Linked DNA regions of Homo sapiens: all the other regions are linked to region 3. The links are chromatin loops, found by intact Hi-C in ENCODE. Cell type or tissue: B cell. All regions are shown on one strand.

The links. Peaks named below come from ENCODE experiments on the same cell type or tissue, not always from the same donor. Only the 100,000 strongest peaks of a DNase experiment are listed, where the experiment ranks them.
Region 1: it touches region 3 in a loop (6-fold over the local background); 10 of 110 quality-filtered maps call a loop at or near these places.
Region 2: a loop joins it to region 3, with 4 times the contacts of the local background. A loop is called at or near these places in 9 of 110 quality-filtered maps.

Annotation. Positions count from the first base shown.
Region 1 is chr10:128,062,389-128,067,388 of GRCh38, reverse strand. PTPRE (protein tyrosine phosphatase receptor type E) reads right to left here. Exons shown (of 21, transcript NM_006504.6): 10 at 4,209-4,306; 11 at 1,195-1,314. AS-PTPRE (lncRNA antisense to PTPRE protein-coding gene) reads left to right here and starts at 4,964. Exons shown (of 3, transcript NR_136150.1): 1 at 4,964-5,000. RefSeq lists enhancers at 3,283-3,881, 4,221-4,430, 4,841-4,890, 4,222-5,000. In B cell, no CTCF peak of the experiment used is centred here; DNase peaks (open chromatin) are centred at 2,428, 3,548, 4,168, 4,788 and 1 weaker place; H3K4me3 peaks cover 2,937 bases; H3K27ac peaks cover 3,431 bases.
Region 2 is chr10:128,147,301-128,152,300 of GRCh38, reverse strand. No RefSeq gene overlaps it. Among named protein-coding and RNA genes, the nearest start is that of MKI67, 23 kb to the right of the region's middle. RefSeq lists a silencer at 1,862-2,301. In B cell, CTCF peaks have their summits at 1,879 and 2,087 (motif pointing right); DNase peaks (open chromatin) are centred at 2,130 and 4,970; H3K4me3 peaks cover 501 bases; H3K27ac peaks cover 317 bases; H3K27me3 peaks cover 478 bases.
Region 3 is chr10:128,209,911-128,214,910 of GRCh38, reverse strand. No RefSeq gene overlaps it. Among named protein-coding and RNA genes, the nearest start is that of LINC01163, 74 kb to the left of the region's middle. RefSeq lists silencers at 2,744-2,893, 4,223-4,382, 4,473-4,662 and an enhancer at 4,862-5,000. In B cell, CTCF peaks have their summits at 2,616, 2,828 (motif pointing left), 4,398, 4,602 (motif pointing left) and 1 weaker place; DNase peaks (open chromatin) are centred at 2,790, 4,140 and 4,290; H3K4me3 peaks cover 1,099 bases; H3K27ac peaks cover 736 bases.

The DNA.
Region 1 (5,000 bases), 150 kb after region 3:
CATGTGTGAATGTGTGCATGTGTGCACGTGTGCGTGTGTGAATGTGTGTGGATGTATGTGTGTGCACATGTGTGAATGTGCATGTGTGCATCTGTGCGTGTGTGGGTGCGTGTGTGTGCACATGTATGCATGTGCATGAATGTGTGTGCGTGTGTGCATGTGTGTGCATGTGAATGTGTGTGGGTGTATGTGTGTGCACATGTGTGAATGTGTGCATGTGTGCATGTGAGTGGGGTGTGTGTGCACATGTGTGTGTGAACGTGCATGCATTGTACGGTTGTGTGCGTGTGTGTGCATGTGTGTGCCTGTGTGTGGGTGTACGTGTGCATGTGCATGCATGTGTGTGGGAGTATGTGCATGTGCGTGCCTGTGTGTGGGTAGGTGTACGTGTGTGTGCCTGTGTGTGGGTGTGTGTGCATGTGTATGCCTGTGTGTGGGTGTATGTGCATGTGTGCATGTGTGTGCCTGTGTGTGGGAGTATGTGTGTGCGTGTGCATGTGAGTGCCTGTGTGCGCCTGTGTGCACATTTCTGGGAGAGATGCCAGCAGGGGATAGGATAAGAATAATCAGCTCATCCTTTTCCTTTTTTGCTGTGGCTTCTTGGAACCTCAGACACTTATTTTGTGACCTAATTATGCCAATGACTGTATCTTTAAATCCTGACAAAATGGTCTTCTGTCTTTTCTCTATGGTTTTAAACTTTCTTCTATATCTTGATTTCATCTGCTTTGCATACACATATTTTTACTGATCTCTCTCTTAAACCTTTTGGGGTGGTGGAACTAGCAGAACCCAAGTGTGGAAAATAACGAGGAGGTTTCAGACAGAATTCGGAAAGTGTTAGAAAAAAACCCCACCTCCCAGTCAGTGTGTGAAATGTCACTGTGCTACTGAGGGAGGACCTCACCCCCAGGCCCCTCCAATGACTGGTCTTCCTCCTGGAGAGGCCCAGAGGAGTCACTAGGAATTAGGAGCCCCCAGCACTGCCTGCAGACCCTTGTGCACCGGCCTCTGGTGTCTTGGCCCTCTTGCATGTCTGCCTATCACAGCCTGGCCACTGCACCCTCTCAGCCAGGGCTGCGACAGTGCCGGGCTGGGAGCAAAGCACTTCATAAATGCAGAAGGATGTTAACTCTGGGCATGATGCTCTCTGAAAATGATCTTTCTGGAAGGGCAGCAACTAGAGATGCTTACTGGCTGTATGCAGAACTTCCGGATGGTGTAGTCGACCAAAACCACGCAGTCCTCCACGCACACCCGGATGTTTCCATAGGTCCAGCAGCCTTGGTCGGGCCAGTACTGATGGCACTTTTCCTGCACGGAACAATTTAATAGAAGCAAATAGATCTGTGGGTGCAATGCATCATGACATCCCCCCACCCAACTACAGAAGGCCTCACACACACCAGCTGGAGTCACACAGCTCCCACAGCTGAGAAACAAGTTCACGTGTGTCGACCTCTTGAATGGGGAAACTGAGGCTGCGTAACTGGTGAACAGCAGCCTTGAAACTATGACTAGGATGCCCCAAGGCTTTCTGATGTAGACAGCAACAATGTCTCATTTCTTCATTCATTCACGAATCCCATACATTTTATTAACTGACCATCAACCAGTTATGCTGAGCCTGTAGCCTTCAGAGCTGGGCACCTAACTCCAAGTGACCCTCAGGCTAGAGGGCAAGGACGGTGCTCCCCCCAGACATTTCCCACTGGATTCAGCAATTTGTGTTTTTCCTGCTCAGTTCACTAAGGACAAAGTTAATTTGCACCACTGCCAGTCTGCCATTCAAGAGTGATGAACCTATGATTGGTCTAACGATCTTCATTTTTCTCTAGCAGGGACGAGGCTGCCGTGGAGTCTGCAGAAGAGGGTGCATTGCTACAGACAGGCCCATTTCTTTACCTTCCCGACCTCTGAAGCAAGAATGACCCAAAATACACGTTCCAGGAGCCCTTTCATTTTGCAGCACCGCCCGCAGCACCTGCCCGGTGGTGTCCTCCATCACTTCGCGAGTGAATGAGGACCCACCTCAAGGGGGAAAAGATCTACTTCATCTGCCAGAGAAACATGTCTGGAATGGAACAAGCCTGCCAGTAGTCAGAGAGTATATCCAGGGAATGGCCCCTGAGCAGCACAGCTCGTGGTCAAGCCTCCAGGATTAACAGTCTTATGAAACAAACAGCATCTGGTATTTAGTAGAGAGCAGCATCATTGTGTTATGACGGCTACCGACAACTTCCCCCTCCTTACACCTGGCTCCGGGCGGGGCTGCGGGGCTGTGGGTCACAGGCCATCTCTGATGCAGCCCAGGGGAATTGCAAATGCCTACATGTCCCGGTTTGGGTGAGTCTTGGCCCTATGGGGAGCCCTGGGGTCCCTCCTGAGCTTCTCACCTTGAAGGCTCTCCAGTAGGAACTGAGAACATGTGTCAGCCTCTCAAGGGCTCAGTGTTGGTGGCTGGTTTTATACCCCCTCCCTCTGCCTCCCTCCCACCCGATCATGAGATGCCAGGGCAGCTGTGTTTTGCAATGCAGAGCCCAGGATGTGGAAGCCAAGGAAACCACAACAGAAGTGTGAGCAATTAAGAAAAAGGGAACTCTATTGAGAAATGATTTCATCTGAATTGGTGAGAATGAGGACGCGGCAGCAGCCCAGCACTGAGTCACAGGAGTGGAAAAATCCAGTAGGAGGTTGTGGGGGAAGATGGAGAGAAAATGCCAGTGACACTTTCAGCAGAATGACTGAAAGAGGGAAGTGAGGGCGTCCTTGAGCCCCACTGCTTCTGTGCTGGTCTCATGCTTGGAGCACCAACCCCAGGAAGACTGGTCCCTATGGGCCATGGGTCACGGGGGACCCTGAGGCTCCTGATGAAGGGTCAGCCTCCTTTTCCCTCGCGTGGGTGTCCTCCTCCATGGCCGCTACAGCGCAGGCAGAGTGAAGAGTCCTGGGCTGGGAATCCCCTACTTCCCTCTGTCACTCTTCCCTCTTCCCCATGACAAAGCATGACAAGGGCAAGATTTGCAAGGGCAAAGGGGTGGCCCTCCACAGTCCTGTTTCAGCTCCCCCCAGAGCAGAATGAAAGCCTCCATCCTATTCCTGACCAGAAACGGTGGCTGGAGGCTGCTTCCTGTGTTTTGGGTGGCAATTAGTAAGCTGGCACTGCGGGGACCAGAGCACCTCCCAGCCTGCCCTTCCTGTGGGCTCCTGCCACCCATCTTCTGCCCCAGCTGAGCTCCCCAAGGCCTGGTACTCCCATCTAAAAATGGCAGCCCTTCCCCACAGTCCTCGCTACAATGCCTGGGAACTGCTGGGGCCAGGCCAGCAGATGACTGAGGAGCTCAGGACACAGCAGGCCCTGAGCAGGGCCGGGCAGGACACACGGCTCCCACTGAACCGGGCCTTCATGCCAGAACACGCCAGAAGCACAGCCTCCTAACTTCGCCCCACCTGTGGTAAGTGTCCCTCAGGCTCCCAGTTCTTCTTTCATTCTGGAGAGTGAGCTCACTGCCTATGGCATGGCTCCCTGCCTGTCACTCAACCCCACCCCCGCACCCAGGCTCCCCACAGCCACCACTTCTCAGCCCTGAATTTGAGCCCCTACTCCTTGCACCTGGGACAGAGCTGGCCCAGCACAGCAGATGCTAATGAGTACTTGTTACATTAGGAAACGAATCAGTTCAACTTTTCTTCTTTGTCAATGATTCAAATTCTTATAACGTACATGCATCCTTTTTTGAATTAGAAACAGCTAATTAAATATATTCGGATGACAAATCAACATTTCTTCAATATACCAACGTTTTCCAAAAGCATTTCTCTAGTCTGGATAATAAGCGCGAAATCATGTTCATTTCTAGCCTGAGCTCTGCCGCATGACACGCTCAACATCCTAAAACTCTAAGATTCATGTCTCTCATCAGGCAGGCAGAGCCATGGGGCCAGCCGGGGGCCACTCTTACTTGGGAAAAAAAGGAAACTCTTGTGTCATTGTGTTATCACAGATTAGATAACAGTGAGATGCTGGGGACACAGGGGATTTGTTTCGTGAAGAAAATGCTGTAAGCCACTGCATGTGTTTGGGTTTTTTTCTGCAGTGATAGTGGGAGGAAGGGAGGGAAGTAGGAAAAGGAAGTGGTAAGAACATCCCCAGCCCGGCAGCAGCAGCTGAAAGGAAGTGATACCGGGGCCAGATGCCTGGAACTCACCTCTTTCCTTTCTTTCAAGTTTGTTAACATGACGATGGTCGCAGACTTTTGCTCCCAGACCATTCTCCAGAAGTCGTTAACCGTTTCCTGTTTGGGACCTGTGTGTAGAGGACAATTTCGAAGTCAAAAGGCATGAAGGGAAGTCCCTTTGGGGTCCCAGCCCCGGCACCCTGGCCGTTGGCCCCTGGACAGCTGTTCACTCCCTTCTCAGGCTTGTTGGGGACACACACGTCATGCCCTGAAGCGTTCCGGAACCGGTAGGGGCTGCCTGTCCTGCCACTCACCCACTCCAGCTAGGAACTCCTCAGTGGGCAAGATAATTGGGCCCAGGTTGAGTTATGACGTTCACAGGTAAGAAGCAGGGTTCAGATGAGGGCTGGGTCTACAGCCAAGTGTGGGAGAGCTGGTGAAAGCCTTGCGAGAGGCAGAGACTGGCCAGCCTCACCCTGCATTCCCAATCCCCTCCTCTTTGTCAAAATCTTACTCTCAGCATGGTGCTGTCCAATACGATATGAGCTAAAGTCCCTCGGGAGGGGGATGTGAACAACAGACAAAGTGTCACTAGGAGAAAGTCCTCTGCCCCTATCCACTTCCTGTCTGAGCTGCGGCTATTTTGCAGTCCCGAGCTAAGTGCTACGTGCTGAGGGGGATGGGCGGGGAGATAAGGAAGCCCCTGGCCCTGCTGCTGTCCTGCCGTGGGCTAGCTCCCTGTGGGTGTCTGCTGGCAAGAGAGAAACACATGCTTTCATCTGCTTCAGCCAGGATCGTCAGGTTTCCTGAGGTTTCCAGCTG
Region 2 (5,000 bases), 63 kb after region 3:
GTGAGGATCAGGGATCAGGGATCAGGCTGGCTTCAGGCCTCTTGACAACAAAACCAGGAGCCAAAAAACAAGGGACTGAAGCCTCCGAAATTCTAAAGGAAAATCAAGAACAGAGCAGGTGTAAAGTAGAATAATAGCATTTTCCGACAAGCAGGTTTTTTGTTTGTTTGTTTGTTTGTTTGTTTTTAGGAGGAGTTTCACTCTTGTTGCCCAGGCTGGAGTATAATGGCGTGATCTCGACTCACTGCAATCTCCACCTAATAGGTTCAAGCAATTCTCCTGCCTCAGCCTCCTGAGTTGCTGGGATCACAGGCGCCCACTACCATGACCAGCTAATTTTTTGTATTTTTAGTAGAGACAGGGTCTCGCCATATTGGCCAGGCTGGTCTCAAACTCCCAACCTCAGGTGATCCGCCTGCCTCAGCCTCCCAAAGTGCTGGGATTACAGGCGTGAGCCACCGCACCCGGCCCAGACACGCATGTTCTTTAAACTCCTTCCCATGCACTGCTTCTTAGGAGATGGCCAGTGGGGGTGCTCAATAGCAAACCAAGAAAGAAGAACATTTCTCAGGAATGCAGGCCCTCTAGGGTCAAGCACCAGGAAGAGAAGAGAATCCCAGGGCAATGGTCGGGAGAAGCCAGGCCCCATGAGGCACAGGCTCTGGGAAGTAAAGGGTGCAGGCCGGATGCCCCGTCAGAAGCTCTGGGAGAGGCTTCCTCAAGTAGACATCTGGAAGGTCAAGACAAATGACTCTGTGATGAATGCATAAAACTGAGCAACGGGAAAAAAAAATTAAAGAAAATTGACTCCAGGAAAAAAAAATAAATGTTCAATCAAGTAAATGGTAACCATCATTTACTACATGGCTTAGCTTCAAACAGCATTTACATAGCTGTAATAATGTACACTGTTGTAGTCAAAATCACAATATAAGTACATGAGAAGCATGCATGGATAGGAAAGGCATGAGTGGGGGTTGCGGGCGGTGACAGGGAAGAACCCGGTGTGCTTTATCATCTCCCCAGTGGGAAGGGTGCTCAACCATGAGACAGCAAGAAGGACTGCACCAACACAGAATCCGTCGCTGCACCGCTGGTTAGCTAAAAGGATCCAAAGCAGTTGCCTCCTGGGAAAGGAATAACAGCAGGTGGGCCGAACAGGGTTGCTCTGAGTTACGGGGGTGTGTGATTTGTAACAAGCCTTCTAAACCTATTTTGTTTTTTAAATCAGGTGTAAGTACAGCTTTGATTTTAAAAGAAAACAAAAGTTAAACTGTTGCTCCATGAACTCTTAGTTGGGTAACCACCAGCAAGGGGATCTTTATGATACTGATTATAGACGTCTAGGAAGGAATGTTCCTTAGTTTTTAGTTTTTTGTGTTTTGGTGGGGGAGAACTTTTAAGTTCAGGGGTACAAGCACAGGTTTGCTATATAGGGAAATTTGTGTCATGGGAGTTCCATCTCCGAGGGGTGGTGGCGGAGCTCCCTAGGCGGCTGTGGACAGCGGGCGCCCCCCGGGACGCGCAGGGCCACGCGCTCGAGGCCCCTCCGTGCGCCCCGCAGGCTACGTGCCCCTGGACAACTCCAGCTGCCCGGTTCATCCTTTTCAGCACGCTGCCTGAGATCAAACGGACCAGAGATGAATGCCTAAAACACAGAGTGGCTGATTGGGCAGATATGTCTTAAGTTTCCAAATTAATAAATATATCGTTGTAGGCTAAAGTTTCCAAATAATAACAATACTAACAATAGTAAGCTAATAGAAAGGAATGGCTCAACAGGGTAACGCCGGCCCACTGGCGTCCAGAAACAGTTGAAAGGCGTTTGTCCCACAACGTTTGGTAAGCGAACGCTGCACCGCGCACTCGCTGGTTCTGGGCTCCCAGGTGACCGCTGTTTCCGTTCCCACCAATCCCGTCCCGCTGCGCCTCGCCTGTGTCCGCTGCGAGTGGGATTCGCCATTCCCAGACTCCAGGTAGCCAGGAACGCGCCGCGCGGGCCGCGTCCCCATCCCCTCGGGCCCGCGCATCCTTGGGAAACGGCCTCGGGAGCGCGCTGTGGGGGGTGCAGGGTGGAGTCCCTTCCCCTCCCCCTTCCGAGGACGCAAGGGCGCGGGGGCCCTGATCCGCCGCCAGGTGGCGCTACGGGCCCAGCCACCGCGCTCCAGGGCCGCGTGGGCTCCGCTCCTGTGACCGACGTGCGGGGGCGCTGCGGGGCGCCGGCTGGTGTCGCGGGCCGGGGACACAGGCTGGGGGCGCTGCAGGTGGGGCGGGCTGGGGGCGCTGCGGGGGGCGCTGCGGGGGGCGCTGCGAGGAGGCGGGCTGGGGGCACTGCGGAGGGGGCGCTGCGGAGGGGGCACTGCGGGAACCCGGGCAGGGGGCGCGGGCTGGGGTGCGGGCGGGAACGCGGGCTGTGGGCGCTTCGGAGGGGGCGCTTCGGAAGGGGCGCTGCGGGGACGCGGGCTGGGGCCGCTGCGGAGGGGCCGCTGCGCAGGGGGCGCGGGCGCCCGAGCCTCCTCTGTGGGCTCCGTCGGCGGCAGCTGACGGTGGAGTCTGGGCCTGCGAAGGTGACCTGATCCTTTGCTCTTTCAAGAGAAGCCAGAAAGCTAGATTTTTGTTTGAAATGTTGGCAATTGATGTACTTTAAATGTTAAGGGAAGTTCCTTTTCTGAGAGGGGTCGGACGGCTGTCACCGGACGCGGGGTCGTCCTGACTGTGCGGGAAGCCGGCGGCGGGTGACACTACAATGCTGAGGCCGCCCAGAGCCAGAGGCCTTGAAGCTGTCGGGACCCAGGAACTCCCCAGGACGGGGTCCCCAGACGTAGGGCGCGCCCCGGCACCAGGGCCTGGCACCTCTCCCTGCCAGCTCCACCCCTGTCACGGAACCCCATGCCCGCCACGACTGACTTCCTAATGTTCTTCATGGCTGAAACACTTAATTGTAAAACCTTGTTCTCGTGCAAAATTTTAACCATACACAGAAGTAGAAAGAATCACAAACTGGCCGGGCGTGGTGGCTCATGCCTGTAATTCAGCACTTTGGAAGGCGGAGGCGGGCGGTTTACTTGAGGTGGAAAGTTCGAGACCAGCCAACATGGTGAAACCCTGTCTCTACTAAAAATACAAAAATTAGCTGGGCGTGGTGGCACGGTCCTGCAATCACAGCTACTGGGGAGGCAGAGGCAGGAGAATCCTTGAACCCAGGAGGCGGAGGTTGCCGTGAGCCGAGATCGCGTCACTGCACTCCAGCCTGGGCCACAGAGAGAGACTCCATCTCAAAAAAAGAAAAGAAAATACACAAACCCCGTGTACCCATCACCTAGCTTCAGAGATTGATGTTCATAGCTAGGTGTCACCTATTAATCCCCACCCCCAGGACACTTAACCACACTGTACCCCACCCCTGTGGGGTTATTTTGGAGCAAATGTGAGAAATCATCTCTCTTTCTCCATAAATATTCCAGGGTGTGTCACTAACAGTTAAAGACTCTTTTTAATATAACAATGCCATTGCCACACTAATAATAAAATCATCACACCAAAAAGTATTTCCTGGATGCCATCAAATTTCAATGTTCAAATTTCTCCAACTGCTTCATAAAAGTGTAGTTAAGAGTTGTAACAGTTGATTTTTCCAATTCAGGTCCCAATAAGCCCCATGAATTGTATCTGGTTGGTTTGTTTTTTTTTTTTTTTTTTTTTGAGACGGAGTCTCGCTCTGTCGCCCAGGCCGTACTGCGGACTGCAGTGGCGCAATCTCGGCTCACTGCAAGCTCCGCTTCCCGGGTTCACGCCATTCTCCTGCCTCAGCCTCCCGAGTAGCTGGGACTACAGGCGCCCGCCACCGCGCCCGGCTAATTTTTTGTATTTTTAGTAGAGACGGGGTTTCACCTTGTTAGCCAGGATGGTCTCGATCTCCTGACCTCATGATCCACCCGCCTCGGCCTCCCAAAGTGCTGGGATTACAGGCGTGAGCCACCGCGCCCGGCCCGGTTGGTTTTTAAAGTTTCTTTAATTAAGGTAAAAAATGTATGCATAGTAAAATGAACAGACCTTAAGTGTAGAGTTCTGAGAGTTTTGGCAAATGTGAACCACCTGTGTGATCCACACATCAATCAAAATATGAAAGTTTCTATTACCTCTGAAAATTCCCTCCCCTCTCCCCATGAACCCAGCCCAGAGGAAACCGCTGATCTGGTTTCCATTATCATAGAATACTTTTGCTGTTTTGGAAATTCACATAAATAAAATTAAACAATATATTGTTTTATCTGCCACATTTCTTTCACCCCATATAATGTTTTTGAGATTCATCCACAGCGTTGCACATACCAATATTATGTGTATGTTCATTCCTTTGTAGTATTTCACCATCTGAATATAATGCAATTTATATTGTAATTTATTCTGTTAGGAAATATCCTGTTGATGGCTATTTGGATTGTTCCCAAGTTTTGGATGTAGTGAGTAAAGTTGCTTATCCAAGTCTCTTGTGGCAACATGCCTTCGTTTTCTCTTCAGCAAATTCCTCATAGTGGAATTGCTGGATCATAGGGAAGAAGTCTATTTAACTTTGTAAGAAACTGCCCAGAGTTTTCACAGCACAGTTTTACCATTAATGTTCCCACCAGCCAAGTATGAGAGTTCCACTGTCCCCACCTCCTCCCCGTTTGCTCTTTGCCATCTATTTTGTCTGAGCCATCAAGGTGGGTGTGACTTTTCTAATTGTGGGTTTAAATGGCATTTCCCTGATGTGATGGGAATGAGTTCCGTTTTTATTTCTCTGAAAGTGCCTTTATTTCACCCTTATTTTAACAAGACATGTTCTTTGGTGCATTTTCACGCTGTTGATAAAGACATACCCGAGACTCAGTAATTTATAAAGAAAAAGAGGTTTAATGGACTCAGTTCCACATGGCTGGAGGCCTCACAATCATGGCAGAAGGCGGAAGGCAAAAGGCACTCTTGCATGGCAGCAGGCAAGAGAGAATTGAGAACTA
Region 3 (5,000 bases):
TTTCTTCCCACTTGTTCAGCGGCACCGGAGTGGCAGAGCAAATTTAATCGAAGAACCAGCTCCTGGGAGAGTCTTCCGAGACTCTCCCCTTCCTCCTAATGCTGTTATCTCCCCTTCCTTGTGTTGGGGAAGCATAAAAATCACAAAAAAGTCATTCTGAGTATATTCTTCCCGATAATTATTGTCAGGCTCAGAGATAAGTGCCCTACGTGATGTAACGTGTGTTAGGCAGACCCCCGAATGCAAATCCTGCTTCGGTGGCCGCCAGACAATGCTCTCCCCCACATCGCTGGGGCCTCCGCATTTTGCCACAGACAAGAGAGCGCTTTGATTTTTTGTGTTTTGATAAGGCGCAATCTGGGGGCCTTTATCTCCACTGTTATATTTAAAGATGACATTCTGGCCCTGCCGTCTTACCTATTGTTTTGACCCTGATTATCTCCGAATGTTGTTGTTTAGTCAACCACCAGCCTCTATCTTCTCAGCATTCACCAGCTTAATGAAAGGCCTGCTCCCAATTTAAGGAAAATTATTTAAATGCAGAGTATCCTATACACCATGGTTTCCAAAAGAACTAGGTGGTTAATCAAAAGTTAATTGTATAATTCTCATGCAGATTAGGGCCTCTCGCAAATGAATCCCAGGTTGTGATTATTAAAAAAAAAAGGGAGAGTGTGGAGCAATGCACAGAGGCCCACAGTCTGGTAAACAATCAGCCCCGGTTTAATTTGTGGTAAACAAAGTGATGATACACTAGGGGTCTCCAAAGGAGAAAAAAAGGTGAAAATAAATTAAAGCACAACATACAGATATGATCTTTTTGTTTGAGGCCATCTTTCAAAAACATTAGCTAAATGAATAAAAGGCAACCCATTAATATTTACCGGAAGCCGGGAACTGTACAAAGACCCGCAAGTCCATAATTATACTGCAATTTTAGGTGGGGGCCTGGGCAGCAGGTGGCCACTCTCCTCCACCACAGTGGCTTCCACTGCTGCCCCCTCCGCGGAAAGTGAGATAATGTCCACGTCCCTCCTCGAGGTCTAGGGGCAGCACACCTGACTACCTTGCTTTGTCTTCCAAGTGAATGTCAAACCTGCCCTGCCTGGGGGATGGTTGGTGGTGAATAGTCTGCATCCGATCAGAAATTGGCAGCCAGTCCCCACTGCAGGCTCCTAGAAGAGGTGGGGGGTGTTTGCAGGGGGCGAAGATCTGCTGGAATGTGGAGAAAGAAGGGGCCTGAGAAGCTTCTTCCTTGGTCCTCATGGAGCATGGAGCCAAGGCTCTGCCTAGCAGGGGTGACCGCAGCCTCGCCCGCATTTCTAGCAGAATGAACACAGTTCCAACGGCCTCCACCCCTAGGGAAGACACGAGTCTGATCATCTCTCTGTTGAGTTACGTGGGGTGGGGACAAGTCTCTGGACAGGTAGAACCACCAGCCTCTGGGCAATGGGAAGCGTTCCGGGCCCTGCATCCTTCTCCTCAGGTGCTTTCATATAGCAGGGATTCCATGACAGAATCCTGGGACAGGTTGGAAGTATTTTTGCCAAGATAAGTTGTGGAAATCAGCTGTGGGGCTGCACATTCTGGCAGCTCTCCTGACATGCTGCATTAATGCGTAAGTTTCCTTGCTCCCAGATTCCAGGCTGAATTTTAAAAGAATGAAATAAGTCTTCCCACTCTCCAACCGAACAACTCTGTCCCTGCTTGGAGGAAACAACACTGAAGACCGTGAATAGAGAGAAGGGTCACTCTGGCTAGCTCATTCTGTGACCCTCCCAGGAAGGGCTCCTAGTCTGCCCCATCCACCCACCGCCCGGTGGGGCCAATCCCAGAGCCGTCACTCCCAAGGCAGCAGCCTTCCATTCCTCTTATTTCCACCACTGCACGGAAAGGAGGCCAAGATCTAACCAATTCCTGGGAAGCTGCGCTGGTGTCTCCACAGCCGACACACAGCCTCCTTCTCAGGCAGTGGCTGCGTTTTCTTTCCCCGTTTGTTGTGCCTGTCTCCTGGGGCACCATAACTAAGTCCCACAAACTGGGTGGCTTAAAACAGAAATTCATTGTCTCACAGCTTAGGAGATAGAAGTCCAAAACCAAGGCGTCAGCAGGGCCTTGCTTCCTCTGAGGCCTCTAGGAGAGGACGCTTCCTGCCTCTTCCAGCTCCTGGTGGCACCAGGAGCTCCCTGTCTTGTGGCCACACGACTCCAGTCTCTTCCTCCACCGTCACACAGCGTTCTCCCTGTGTGTCTCTGTGTCTTTGCAGGGCTGTCTTTTTATCAGGGCACCAGCCATTGGGTTAAGGACCCAGGGACCCACTCTACTCCCGTATGACCTCATCGTAACTAATTAAATTTGCAAACAACCTGCTCAAAACAAGGTCCCGTTCTGAGGTGCTGGCTTAGGACTCGGACATATCTTTAGAGGGGTGGGAGGGGAGATGCAATTCAACCCACAGCAAAGCAGTGGGGCTCTGGCTTGAATGCAGCCTCTGTCATGAGCGACCTGATTCCACCTCGCACCCTCCACTGATGTGAGCCATCTCTCCCTGGATGCTAGTTACAGCCTCAAAGAACGCCCCTTGGGGCTGCAGACAGAACTCCGCCCTCATGGAAGAAGCTGCCGGCAAGTGCTGGGCAGAGGGACTAGCTGGGAGGAAATGAAAGCAATTCCTCCAAGATGCTGTCCTCGGGGAGCAGCCTGGCCACCCTGCCTGAAATTGCTGCCGCTGACACCTGCAAGCAAGAAGCTCCTCCGGCCGGGGCTGGCTCCGCCCACTTCTCAGGCCCCGCTGGGCCTCCCGCGGCCGCAGACGCGCGCCCTCTGGCGGCCCCGTCTGGACGCACACGGCCTTGTCCATAGCCCGGGCTAGATGAACTCCCAGCCCCGCCGGCTGGTGACACAGGTGGCACCTCTGCCATCGTGGAAAACCTGCAAACTGACTTTTCAAACTAGCCACCCCGTCCCTCTCAGGCAATACCAAACAGCTGGTAATTCATGCAGAGCAAACTACCACGTCTTAATAACGGAGAAGAGCCCCGGCTCCTAAACGGGACTGTGGAAGGCCGACTCCCTGGGCCGCAGCAGCAGAATTTTATTTCTCAGGACTTTCATGGGCTCTCAATCAGGCCACCGCAGCCACCTCATACATCTTAATAAACCTTACATCAGAGAGAAAGCTTTGAAACGAAATTGTCCAGTAATACGCACTTTCCAATCGAAACACATGGGAGTCTTTAAATATTTACCGCACATAAATAAAGCATGCTATGTAGCTGGCGCTTCTTAGCACCTACGCATGCCACGTATCAATGGACGCTGGATGTCAATATTGATGTATAAATAATAATATTAAGCACAGAAATACACCGCGCCGGGAGAGGTCTAATCGCACTGTCCCCTGGAAATAAACGTTTCTCAGGGCTGTTTCTGAAGGTGGGATATTTGTCTCCCTCCTCACTTGACCCTGAGGGGATGGAGGGCAAGGTGGAGAATGCCCTGAGCAGACACCGGTGCACCGCAGTGCACAGCCAGGGGTGCCACTCCTCCACCTCCGGAGAGACCGGGCGAGGCATCCGCAACCGCGTCAGAGCCTGGCAGCGGCCTGGCAGCATCCCCTGCCCTGGGCCTCGCTAAGGTTCCATGAGGGGTGCGTGGAGCTGGAGAAGAAAGGTGCGAATTCTGCGCTTCCCCGAGGTAGCCCCGGGCGAGCAGGGGGCCAGCTCCAGAGCCTCGGGCCACTGCGCCATTCCTCCCCCTGCGGGAGCTGCTGCTCCAAGGCTGTCCCTGCTGCTCCCGGGGGAAAGGGCAGGGCCGCCGCGGTGGGCGCTGAGCAGGTGGGCTCCAGTCGCCCCTGACTCCCAGGCTGCGCTCCCTGCCAGGCCCGGAGGATGCGCCCGGGGGAGGCGCCCTGGAGGCCGCGCGGGCACCGGAAGCCTGGGGGTGGGCCCCACCCGCGGACAGGTCCTGCTCTTCAGGCTGAGAGTGTGGGCATCACCCGCGAAGACGCCCCGTGGGACAGCAGGGGCGCTGTTCACCCCACCTGTGGGATCGCAGCGGGGGTTGGAGGGAAGGGGGCGTCAGAGATCCCCGGGGCCCCAGGGGTGCCCGGGGCCCCGCGGGAACGCGCAACGCGGCGGGGCGGAGGTGGGGCGTGGCCGGGACAGGCAGGGGCCGCAGGAACTCGCCCCTTCCTCAGCAGTTTAGCCCGCGGAGAAGCGGCACCGCGCCCCCCACTGACGAGGAAACGGGGGCGCCTAAAGGCCCCGGGGTGCTCGCAGAGAAGCGCAGCGCTCCGCTCCCCGGGCCGCGCGGCCCAACCTCCGGAGGGACTGCCCGGGACGTGGACGTGGAGTCTCGCGGCCGCCCCTGGCCCGCGGCCACCCTCCCTGTGTGCTTGAGAAACGGAACCCAGAGGCCTGGCCCGCTCTAGTGGGAGCAGAGACGCCACCCGCGGGCGAGCGGAAGCCTCCCGTGTCCGTGTCCCCGTCCCCTCCCCGTCCCCGTCCCGTCCCCTCCCCGTCCCCGTCCCGTCCCCGCCCCGCCCGGGAAGGCGCGCTCGCCCTCTGGCGGCCGGCCCTGGAAGGGACGCCGTCCGCGGCCGGACTCCACTCCCGTCCATCAAACCAACAAGGTCAAATGCAATCTATTTGTAAAGGCCGCCTCTGATTACTGTGGCAACTGGAGACATCACTGAACCCAAAGTGTGATTAAGCTGCTCCTTGTTCCATATTAATTTGGGAAGGAAAACAGCTTCATTCTCGCTTTTCCACACTCCCTCCTCTGTGCAGGGCATGCCCTCGCTGGCGGGGCTTCCAAGCCCAGGCTCTCCTCCCACGCGGGCCCTGCGGGCTTCCGCAGGCAGCACGGGACAGGGCCGCAGACTCTCAGGCAGCCTGTGGTATGATGAACTGGTCTGCAAGCAAAGAGCCCACCTCCTCAATATTCGTGGGCACTTCCCTTTGAGGGAAGGTCCTGGGGCCGGGCTGCAGTTTCAGGCC